Regions from separate parts of the Homo sapiens genome. Here region 1 is linked to region 2. The links are chromatin loops, found by intact Hi-C in ENCODE. Cell type or tissue: CD14-positive monocyte. All regions are shown on one strand. Links, peaks and the distances in the headings refer to the core of each region. The heading gives the core; the rest is flanking DNA.

Region 1 (5,373 bases), core at 200-5,199, 51 kb before region 2:
TGGGAATCTCATCCAAAAGATACTAAGTTTCATTTGGAATTACTGCCAATGAAAAGAATGTGTAAGAGATTGTTCTCAAAGATGAGAAGGGTTGTGGGGACAAGCTGGGGGTGACTTGGCAAACTCCTTCAGATACCCTGAGGCAGCCCCTGGGCGAGCTGCGATCCAAGAGCTGGGTGGGGCATCTGGGAGGTGACCGTGAGGGCTTTGTCCCACTGCGTTTCAGTTGGAGCAGTGCCAGTCCTTTCCAAAGAATGTGCATCAGGGGAGAGAGGCCGCCGCATGAGTCAAATGAAGACCCCGCACAATCCCTTGGACTCCAGCGCCCCACTGATGAAGAAAGGGAAGCAGAGGGAGATCCCCAAGGCCAAGAAGCCAACCTCACTGAAGAAGGTATGTGGGGTGTTTCAGCCGAAGTGAGGCACTAGAAAACTTAGTCTCACATTTCCATAGTTATTCTCCCAGCTCTTAGATTTTTAGATTTTACGACTTGTATTACTTGAATATGTTGTAGTAAAACGTGTTAATGATACTCCAACAAATGATCCCTCACCCTCCCAGTGTGACACGTCAGGGACATGTGATGTGGGGAATGCTTTAGCTACCTGAGAGGAAAGGAACATGTTTTATTTTTTCAACTTTGCAATGGATGGACAGAAAACCAGAAATGGGAGGAGTTGCATTTTTCTTCTTCTTATGATCCCCCTTCATCCTACCCTAGCTGATATTTCTGATGTTGAGAGTCAGTGAATAATGCACACTTCTTGCACACCTTCCAGAAGGACAGTCACAGGCTCCTCCGGTGAATTCTTTTTTTTTTTTTTTTTTTTTTTTGAGACGGAGTTTTGCTCTTGTCGCCCAGGCTGGAGTGCAATAGAGCGATCTCGGCTCACTGCAACCTCAACCTCCACCTCCCGGGTTCAAGCAATTCTCCTGCCTCAGCCTCCCGAGTAGCTGGGATTACAGGCGTGTGCCATCATGCCCAGCTAATTTTTGTATTTTTAGTAGAGACGAGGTCTCATCACCATGTTGGCCAGGCTAGTCTCAAACTCCTGACCTCAGGTGATGCACCTCCCAAAGTGCTGGGATTGCAGGCATGAGCCATCACGCCCAGCCTCCCTCCGGTGAATTCTTACAGCAGCCTGTGGTGTAGGTGCTCAGGCAAGTGCTGAGCTGCAGAATTGTCTTTAGAGCTCAGGGCTCTCCCCTGTGGCTGCTCTGCATACCTTGGGAGGAACGTGCCCCTCCAAAACCAGCGGGGAGGGTTGGGTGAGCTCCCTGGAGTCTGGGGAGCACTTGGCTGCTCTCAGGGCACTAAGAGGCACATTGCCAAAAAGTTGAACTTGGGCAGTTTAATTTGCAGAAGAGCTTATCTTTTAAGTACAAGTATTTAGGCATTTTAATTGTTTATTTAATTTTTAAGATTATTTTGAAAGAACGGCAAGAGAGAAAGCAGCGTCTCCAAGAAAATGCTGTGAGTCCAGCTTTTACCAGTGATGACACACAAGATGGAGAGAGTGGTGGTGATGACCAGTTTCCCGAGCAGGCAGAGCTGTCAGGTACCAACTTCTCTTTGTGCCTTAAGAATAATTTAAACGAGAGCAACTATGAAAAGGATGAGCTATGCTGAGCAAACTCTCCAGGACTTGGCTGACTCCTCTTCCTTTTGTGGTGAAAGTGGGTCAGCATTGAGCTCCCAGCTTTACAGGGAAGGGAGGTCCCCACAGATGGGGGGAGTGTTTCTAGTCCCTCTGGTTCTGGGGTCTGTGAGGGACAGAGGTGAGGATCCTCCCTTCCCACCAGGTTTGATCTGTGTGATGCTGGATGGTCCTCTAACTTGAAGTGGTCATGAGAATTAACACCGCTAGCTGCACAGCTGCTTACCAGCAAGTATTGGAGACGTGGGGGCGTGAACACAATTGTGTGTTTTTAAGGAAACTTCATATTCAGTTATACATTCAGAAAAGTGCACAAATATCAGTGTACAGCTTGAAGACTTTTCACAGTGACCGCCGCATTCAGATCAAGAAGCAAAACACAGCCCAGCAATTGCTTGTGCCCTCTTGTCAGAGGCCTCCCCCAGGAGACCCTGCCCCATGGCAACCCCACCAGGGGCTGTGGCTGTGGCTCTAGTGCAACTGTGTGTTACGTGCTGCTCTCTTTGTCCCCTTTCCTTCAGCCTTGCTGGCAACATGGAGATGCCGTTTATTTTCATTACTGTGTAAAATTCGGTTGGACGAATGTACAGGGTTGCGGATGGGCATTCAGGCATTTTCCAGTTTGGGTAATTAGAAACAGGGTTGCTGCGGACAGTGTTGTATGTGTCTTAAAGGACACAAGCACTCGTTCCTGTGGGGCATTACCTGGGAGCAGAATTGCTTTAGTAGCTCCTGCCCAATGGGTTTCTGACTGTTCTACCAGTTACAGCCCCAGGGAGGCTGAGAGTTGCAGGTGCTCCCCATCTCTACCAGCCCACGGGGCACTATGTTTTTCAACCTTGCCATTCTTGTGGGTGTGGTATATGTTTTTTCATTCCTTCATTTGGTGATCTGTTACTGCAATTGCATTTTGATAGTCGGTAGAAGTAACTAGTTGGGGACAGTAAGCTATCACTGCATCAGATCTGGTGTGTTTAAACTAAACACACCTCTTGAGTTTCTCATAGTTTAGATGTTGGAGTTCAGCTCTTTCTAAAGGATTATTTCAAAAAGAAATGGTCTCAAGCATTTGAGAAAAAACTTAGAACTAAAATCCTGTTTTTTAAAGCTCCCTGATAAGAGATTCTTCAAAATCAAAAAATAAATTTGGCCACTGAACTGCACACTTAAAAGTGGTTAAAATGGTAATATTGATGTATATTTTACCATAATAAAAATGAATGTATAAGTAAATTGAGGGGAGGCACACCTCCAGGCATGACTGCCTCCACCAGCTTTTCTGTTTTCCCCAGGCATCCTCGTCTGTTTTTTCTGCCTTCTGTAAACCTCTCTGCATGTTGTCTGTGAATGTGGTGGTTGTGTGCAGGGGTCTGGTTGCATCGGTGAGACTGCATTGGGCCAGCCCCTCAGTGTGTGCACTGGGCCTCACAGATATCTGATGATGCCTTTTTCCTCCATGAAGGGCCAGAGGGGATGGACGAACTGATCTCCACTCCTTCGGTTGAGGACAAGTCTGAAGAGCCACCAGGCACAGAGCTCCAGAGGGACACAGAGGCCTCCCACCTTGCTCCCAATCACACCACCTTCCCTAAGATCCACAGCCGCAGATTCAGGGAGTGAGTGAGCCCCTGCCTGCCAGGGACTAGGGGAAGATGGAAGTGCTTCGGTTCAGTATGGCATTGATATCTCCCATAAATCCTTGTTGCTGGGCCACACTGTGCTTTAAAAACCTCATGGTTGAAAGAAGCTGGGTACCTGGTTACACGCATTCAGGGAGAGCCTAATCGTTGTGTCTGATTCTGCTTCTACTGAGGTTCTTGTATTAATGATGGAAGAGGGGCCCTCAGTCCAGGTTTGCAGTCGGGAGTGGATAGTGAAGTGACCGTGCATCATCTTTGGGCCCCTTTTCATGGTTTAATCTCTGTGTAATGTCTTAGGCAGCAGGATTCCTTTAACCTTGTGTGCTCACTCTGCCTTCTCCCCTGCCCACTTTTCTTCCAGGATAGTCTCCCGGTATTTGTCTTTATGACAGGGAGATGCACGGGGTAGTGGCTGAGATGGGGACCTGTGGCAAACTATGGTTGGGCAGGGCCCAGAGAAATTTGTCCCTTGTAGTTGGGAATGGGGGAAGATGCCCCAGTATTTACCTTTCATAAAATTAAATCATCAGGAATTCCACAGTTCTGGTTAGTAGTACTTGTTGAAACGTGACTTTTTGTCTGATGCAGTCTACGTCTCTTCTCCCTGGGGTGGGATGGGAGCAGTGCTGCAGTGTCACAGCCAGTGGCACAATTCCTGATGTCTGATGTTTCTTTCAGTTACTGCAGCCAGATGCTTAGTAAAGAAGTGGATGCTTGTGTTACCGACCTACTCAAAGAACTGGTCCGTTTCCAAGACCGTATGTACCAGAAAGATCCAGTCAAGGCCAAGACTAAACGTCGACTTGTGTTGGGGTTGAGGGAGGTTCTCAAACACCTGAAGCTCAAAAAACTGAAATGTGTCATTATTTCTCCCAACTGTGAGAAGATACAGTCAAAAGGTAAAGGCACAGTGTGGTCCTGTGATATGTGGGCCCCTGCATGAGTGCCTAGTGTGCCCTCGTGTTTGCCACACACCTCAGCGGCCCATGCCACAGGTCTTGACAACTCGTTTTCTTTGTGGTTTTTGTTTTTATTGAGTAACTGTTTCCCAACTGCATTGACCATTACCAAGTGCCTTACCCTCTGTAGGGCAGGTGGGTCCTGTGATCCTGCACGCTGGGAGGCCAGCCAGCCCACACAGGCCTCTGGCATCAGGGAAAGACCTGCCTCTGTTGTGCAGGCCACTGCCCTGGGGCTGGGATTGTCACTGGTCACTTGCACCACAGAGATGCTGTGCCTGGCAGCCAGGCAGTACCTACCTAGGGCTTTCATCTACTTGACATTTTGTTGTTCAGTCTGTGGTTGACTCATCTGTTTGCTTGTTACAGATGTGGCTTTGTCTAAATACTTTGCCATTTTACTTAAACTGGAATGTGTGTTTTTGTTTTGTTGGATGTGATATGCTGGGTCAGGTAACAGTGAACCCTCACCTGTGACATCTCATGTTTACCCTGTGCTTGTGCTGTCTTGGCTCCTGGAGGACTTGCCTGTGTTGTGTCCTCGAATTGAGCAATAGGAGAACTGATAAGAGCAGAGTGGCATTGCTCATGGACACCTGTCCTTCATCTCCATCTAGGCTAGGGAACACTCACAAGCCCCTCCCTGGCCTCATTCCTTTCTCCTGCAGTGTCAAATTCAGCTTTACGGAGTCCCACTTTGAGATAATGCATCCACATCCTGGGGCTGAACCCTCAAAGATGATGTTTCCCAGTTACCATTTCATATCTAAAGCCTGGAAGTTTTGTGACATGTCCGAGGCCCCCAGCCAGCAGCTCGTCCCTGTCCTAACTTGGTACGGGTCCAGCATCACCGCTGACCAGAATATGACAGAAGGGATCTCAGTGACCCACTCATCTGATTGTGTGCCCAGAGGCCTTTCCAGGTCATTGGAGAGGACAGGCCACATGCTTCCCTGGCTGTTTTTGTCAGTGTTGTACATGTCCACAGCTAAAGGGTCAAGTAGTCCTATAGGGTTTGTTAAGGGAGGGGCAGGCTTGGGCTCCCTTCCTTTCCTAGCAACTCCACCTGTCAGCTGTTAGCCACACTGTGGGATATTTCCTCCATATCTCCATGTA
Region 2 (5,373 bases), core at 289-5,288:
AGACGGGAATGAGTATTCGGCCCAGGGCTCCCTGAATGAGTACCACACTGAGGGGCCTGAGGGACCAAAGGGACGGACGTGTGCCAAGAATCCAAAAGTCCCAGTGATAGAGAAAGGAGCCAGAGAAAGTCTAGGCAGACAGGGGCAGGTCCCTGGCAAAACCCCACATGTGAGCCAAAAAGCCTAAAACCCGCAGCCCAGAGTGAGAACTTCTATCCCTGTTTGCCCGCCGTCTCCCGATTGGTTCTTTCTGAACATCTTTTTACAATCAGATGTTGCCTTTTCCGAAACTACCCACAGCCCACCCTGCCCTCATCCTGTGCCTATAAGAGCCCAGACTCAGTTGATAGAGAAGAGAAGGTGCTGGACTAGAGAGAGGTGACTTGACTTCAGAGGGATGGCTGGATTTTGGAGAAATGGCTTAACTTTGGAGAAGAGCCGGCCAGAGCTGGCCAGACTTCAGGGAAGATTATTTGCTCGTCCTGTTCCCTCTCAAGCTCCCATCTCCGCTGAGAGCCACTTCCAACACTAAACAAAATTCTCTGACTCCACCATCCTTTAAGTGTCCATGCAACCTCATTCTTCTTGGATGCCGGACAAGAGCTCAGGACCCTGAGTGTGTGTACCCAAAAAAGGCTGTCATACTGGCCCTTTGCCCTCACTGGCAGAGGACAGCTGTCCCACACAATGAGAAAAGGGGCCCACTGAGCTTATAACACACCACTGTCCATGGAGAACAGAGATAAGAGAGCACTGTAACGCACCCTCTGGGGCTGCGGGGGTCACAGGCACCCCAACCTGGGTGCCACCCTCAGGGCTCACACAAAGCCTGCTCCTGCTGGCACCCAAAACAGCTGGCCAGATCCCACACTTGCTCACTCATGTGCTCCCTCCTGCAAGAGGTTGAGCACAGCAGGCCGAATAAATGGGGCATCTCTGTCGCAAGTCCAACGAAGGGGTTGAGAAAAACTGCATGACTAGCAACTCCTCCAAGCCTAAGGCCTCTGGGTGCAAGGAGGCAGAACAAACCCTGAATTTCTGCACTATTCACCAGTGGGCTTCACTATTCACCAGTGTTCTGTAGTCAAAGTTTCAGGCCATCTGAATACATTCAATTCATATAAACTTTAAAAAAGTATTTCTCAAAGGCCAAATATGTTTGGCACCTGCTTTGAGAAACCCAATCCTGATACTCAGGAATAGAGGGATGAGCTCCAAGACGCATCACAACAAAACCAAGCCCAGCAGAATGAACAGAGCCTGGAGAAAAGGCTGGCCTGCACTGCAGGCATGCTGGCATTCAGTAGATTAAAACAACCAAGAAATACTTGAATGGGATTCTTTGTAGCTTGCAAAAGAAATTTACCTGTTTTGATTTCCCCTTTTCTGCACATTTTGCTTTTTTGTCTTCTGAGACCTTCCAATACACCTGTTGGGATAGAGTCCATATCAGTGCATATTCTTTTAAAGAGATACTAGTATAAAAATGCACAATTTTAAAAGCACATGATAGAGTTTAGAGCCTAGAGGTTTCTCCTGAGATGATCAATTCTCAGACTGCAAGGGAGGTTCAGAGAGCAGGGGAGCAGCCTGGGGCCTTCATGAACATCCTCACTGTGATCCTTATCCTGAAACCAGTGGAGTCTGGAAGACCAGCTCCAAAAGTTCCATCACTCACCATAAAACAGCAGCAAAAATCAAACTCGTGAAAGTGGAGAAAATTAAATTATTTTTCAAAAACCTAAACCATAAGTATTTTCAAACATCAAAGTGGGCTTTTTTCCATCCATTCAAAGTGACTCTACAGGCCGGGCGCAGTGGCTCACACCTGTGATCCCAGCACTTTGGGAGGCTGAGGCAGGCGGATCACCTGAGGTCAGGAGTTCCAGACCAGCCTGGCCAACATGGTGAAACTCCATCTTTACTAAAAATACAAAAATTATCTGGGAGTGGTGGCGGGCGCCTGTAATCCCAGCTACTCGAGAGGCTGAGGCAGGAGAATCTCTTGAACCCGGGAGGCGAAGGTTGCAGTAAGCCGAGATCGCACCACTGCACTCCAGCCTCGTGTGCCTGGGCAACAGAGTAAGACTCCGTCTCAAAAAAAAAAAAAAAAAAAAAAAAAAGTGACTCTACAGTCCAGTTTAAAAAAAAAAGCCACAATATTCACTGTATCAGTAGAAAGGGAGATTTACGATTCCTTAAACTTGCATGTTGGCAGCAGGAGGAAGTGATGAACTAACACCACCAGCTCAGCTCAGGCACCATCTTAGTAAGATCCATGTTCCTACCACCTCTTCTTTCAAACCAGGGACAATTCGTGATCAGAAACTTCCAGGGGGTGGGGGCCTTAGCCCCTTGCCCTCCAAAGCCCCCACAGAATAGAAAGCAACATAAGACAAAAGGGAAGGTTTCTATATCTATCTCTGCCTCACCTTCCCCAAAATGCCCCCTCTCTCTGTGATGTTCCATAACTGATGCAAAAGAAACCAGTAACAATGTATTTTTCTCCACCAAAAGGCTTGTAGCAGGTGTCAGGACTCAGAGGTTAGGAAGCACACAGGGCTTCTAGGAGGGAGAGTATGAGGAGAGGAACCCCACTTTAGGTTTCTAACTAACTCTGTGAGTTCCTGAACAGCACCCAGGCTGCAGACACAGTACTAAGGGAGTGTCATTTCATAGAAATGGAAGTCCTGATAGGGGCACACAAAAGCGGAACAGAGTCTCATTTAAAATAGCCACTTCCTTCAGCATTTAAAGTACAGATGATTTCGTCAACTCGCATGAAATGCATAAGGACAAGGGAACGTACACTTCAACAGACTCTTGATCACGTTTGCAGGGATTTTCACTGATGCTTGGCGGGGGTCTCTTTATTTTTTTCTTTTAAGTATAAGAGGTCCCCAAGCCTCTCCCCAACCCCGAGGGACCACCATGGTGTCATTAACAGAGCAATGTCTGGCTCTCACTGAACACCTGTGGGGCCAGCACAAACACACTGTCCACAATTCCCCCAAGACCGAGTGTGAGCCTGTGTGGTCAGGAAGGCGCTCAGAGGAAGAGAATTTAACAGACACGCGAAGAGTAAGAGCTGAGTGAGGTGAGACCACCACATCTTTCTGCTCAGAGTGCCTCACAGTGCTGAATACTTTGTTTTTGTTTTTTTGAGACAGGGTCTCGCTCTGTTGCCCAGGCTGGACTGCAGTGGCATGATCTCAGCTCACTGCAGCCTCGACCTCCTGGGCTCAAGTGATCCTCCCACTTCAGACTTCCAAGCACCTCAGACTCCCAAGACCTGAGCCACCACACCTGGCTATTTTTTGCAGTTTTTGTAGAGAAAGGGTTTCGCCATGTTGCCCAGGCTGGTCTCAAACTCTTGAGCTCAAGTAATCCGCCTACCTCGACCTCCCACAGTGTTAGGATAACATGCGTGAGCCACAGCACCCAGCCAAATACTTGTTTTCAGAGCATAATGCTCAGAGCTCATTTATGTGTCAAACAGAAATTGAGAAATAAGCTAGACCCTGGAGATGAAAACAAAAAGAGATCTGGGCAGAAAATGTCCAGCGTGAACCTGGAACAGATTCCAGAGAGCAAGAAAACTAACCCCACACCGCGAGGTCTCAGGAGCCAACCCAAACAGGCTGCTGTTGACCATGGATGCGACGATTTGAGCATGAGGTAGGTGTTTCACTGTGATGGGTCAAAGAAGAGCAAATATCTTTAAATCTATGACTTCATTGTGACACTAAAAATCAATCAAAAAACTCACTCTTGCCCTTCAGAGGGGAAACTGACTCATTAACTCATTATTCTGAAAACTGGTAAATAAAGGCAAAGATTCCAAGCATCGATTCTGCATTTCCCAAAGGAAATGGGACCTCTACGGACCAAAATAGCTGGTGATGGGCACTTCCCCTTTTATACGATTTCCAGCTAACAAGTAGAGAAGGAGAGGTAGAATCAGAACATTGCGTTTTGCAATCTTTGATGAGAAGAGCATCTAGACTTCGCTGGTCAAAGGCCACCGAGACTGAGGAGGAGGAACACCTGCCTCCATGGAGAAGCCCGCCTCACAGCCCTGAGAGGGATGAGCCTGGATCTGACACCCAGCTGGGGATGTGAAGACAGAGGTGCATGCTAAAGACACCATGAGTGGGGCTGGGTGTGGTGGCACATACTTACAGTCCCAGCTACTCAGGAGGCTGAGGCAAGAGGATCACTTGAGCCCAGGAGTTTGAGGCTGCAGTGAGCTACAATCAAATTTTAAATTCGGTTTGATTTTTTAAAATGTTTAAAGACACCGAGGAATCAGGAGCAATGTGAAGAGTGGGACATGGGATGGGCTGTGCAGAGTAGCTTTCTCAGGAAGGAAACCGAGGCTGGCTCCTAGAAGCGGAGACTGAATGGACAGGGTGACCAGCTGCAATGGATTGGGACAGCGTGGTTGCAACCTGATTCAAACTAAACGTTTGAACCAACTAAACAAGCATCATCCACAAGAGTCGGTGAAATATGAACACTGGCTGAATGTATGATGATATAAATTTTGGAGAAGCTATTTTTGATTATTTGCACGACAAGGGGCCCTTTCCAGTAAGAGATACCCAGATGAAGAATGTGGTGTCGGGATCTGCCTCAATGCCCCAGGAGGTGGAGGGTACTGTAGGCAAGACTGAACACCCGGCCTTGCATAAGCTGCAGTGGGCACAGGGCTCATGGCATAGCTGTCTCTGCTCATAGGTATGTTTGAGATTTTTTCATAATAAAAAGTTCAAAAAAAAAAAAAGCAAAGAGGGTGGTCCCCGGGTGAACTGCTGGTGGACACCCAAAGATGGGGCTGCATGGTCACAGCTACAGAATGGAGGCTCCAGGTAAGTCAGCCCCCAGCCCCACAGTGGGGCCAGGAGAGGCTGCCCACTCAAGCTGGGCTATGTGGACATGCAGGGGAGCCCAGGACGTACCTCATGCTGCTTCTCGGAGATGTTGAGTGCGTTCACAGCGAAGACCGCCTCCCGGGCACCTATGTACAAGGTGTCCTTGTCCTCGCTCAGCAGCAAGGCTGAGTAGTTGTAGATGTCTGGCTCATGAAACTGCACCAGGTGCACCTCTGTGGGATGCAAGGGCAGGGTCAGAGTGGGAGGAAGAAAAGAGCGATGGAAGCATTTTTAAACCTGAGCACATCCTAGGTCCCTGTCTCAGTGACAATGAGCACGTCTGGGTGCAGTCATGTCTCGAGGGCCATGTGTTGCTGCAACAGGCACTGCTACAGTGGAGGTGGCCTCAGTCAACGCCAGACCCACAGTGTAGCCATCAGGTGTGCTCATGGGAACCACTCACAGCCCTAGAGCTCAAGCCCGGAGCCAGTGTGCTCAC

Evidence for each region. Peaks named below come from ENCODE experiments on the same cell type or tissue, not always from the same donor. Only the 100,000 strongest peaks of a DNase experiment are listed, where the experiment ranks them.
Region 1: it touches region 2 in a loop (7-fold over the local background); 4 of 110 quality-filtered maps call a loop at or near these places.

The regions. Positions count from the first base shown.
Region 1 is chr9:89,346,656-89,352,028 of GRCh38, forward strand. SECISBP2 (SECIS binding protein 2) reads left to right here. Exons shown (of 17, transcript NM_024077.5): 11 at 227-393; 12 at 1,424-1,559; 13 at 3,121-3,274; 14 at 3,977-4,197. Among named protein-coding and RNA genes, the nearest start is that of SECISBP2, 31 kb to the left of the region's middle. In CD14-positive monocyte, for the core only: no CTCF peak of the experiment used is centred there; no DNase peak of the experiment used is centred there; H3K4me3 peaks cover 112 bases; H3K27ac peaks cover 1,972 bases.
Region 2 is chr9:89,397,910-89,403,282 of GRCh38, forward strand. It overlaps SEMA4D (semaphorin 4D), which reads right to left. Exons shown (of 16, transcript NM_001371194.2): 4 at 4,962-5,107; 5 at 1,367-1,429. Among named protein-coding and RNA genes, the nearest start is that of SECISBP2, 82 kb to the left of the region's middle. In CD14-positive monocyte, for the core only: no CTCF peak of the experiment used is centred there; DNase peaks (open chromatin) are centred at 942, 2,222, 2,722 and 3,962; H3K4me3 peaks cover 1,726 bases; H3K27ac peaks cover 4,363 bases.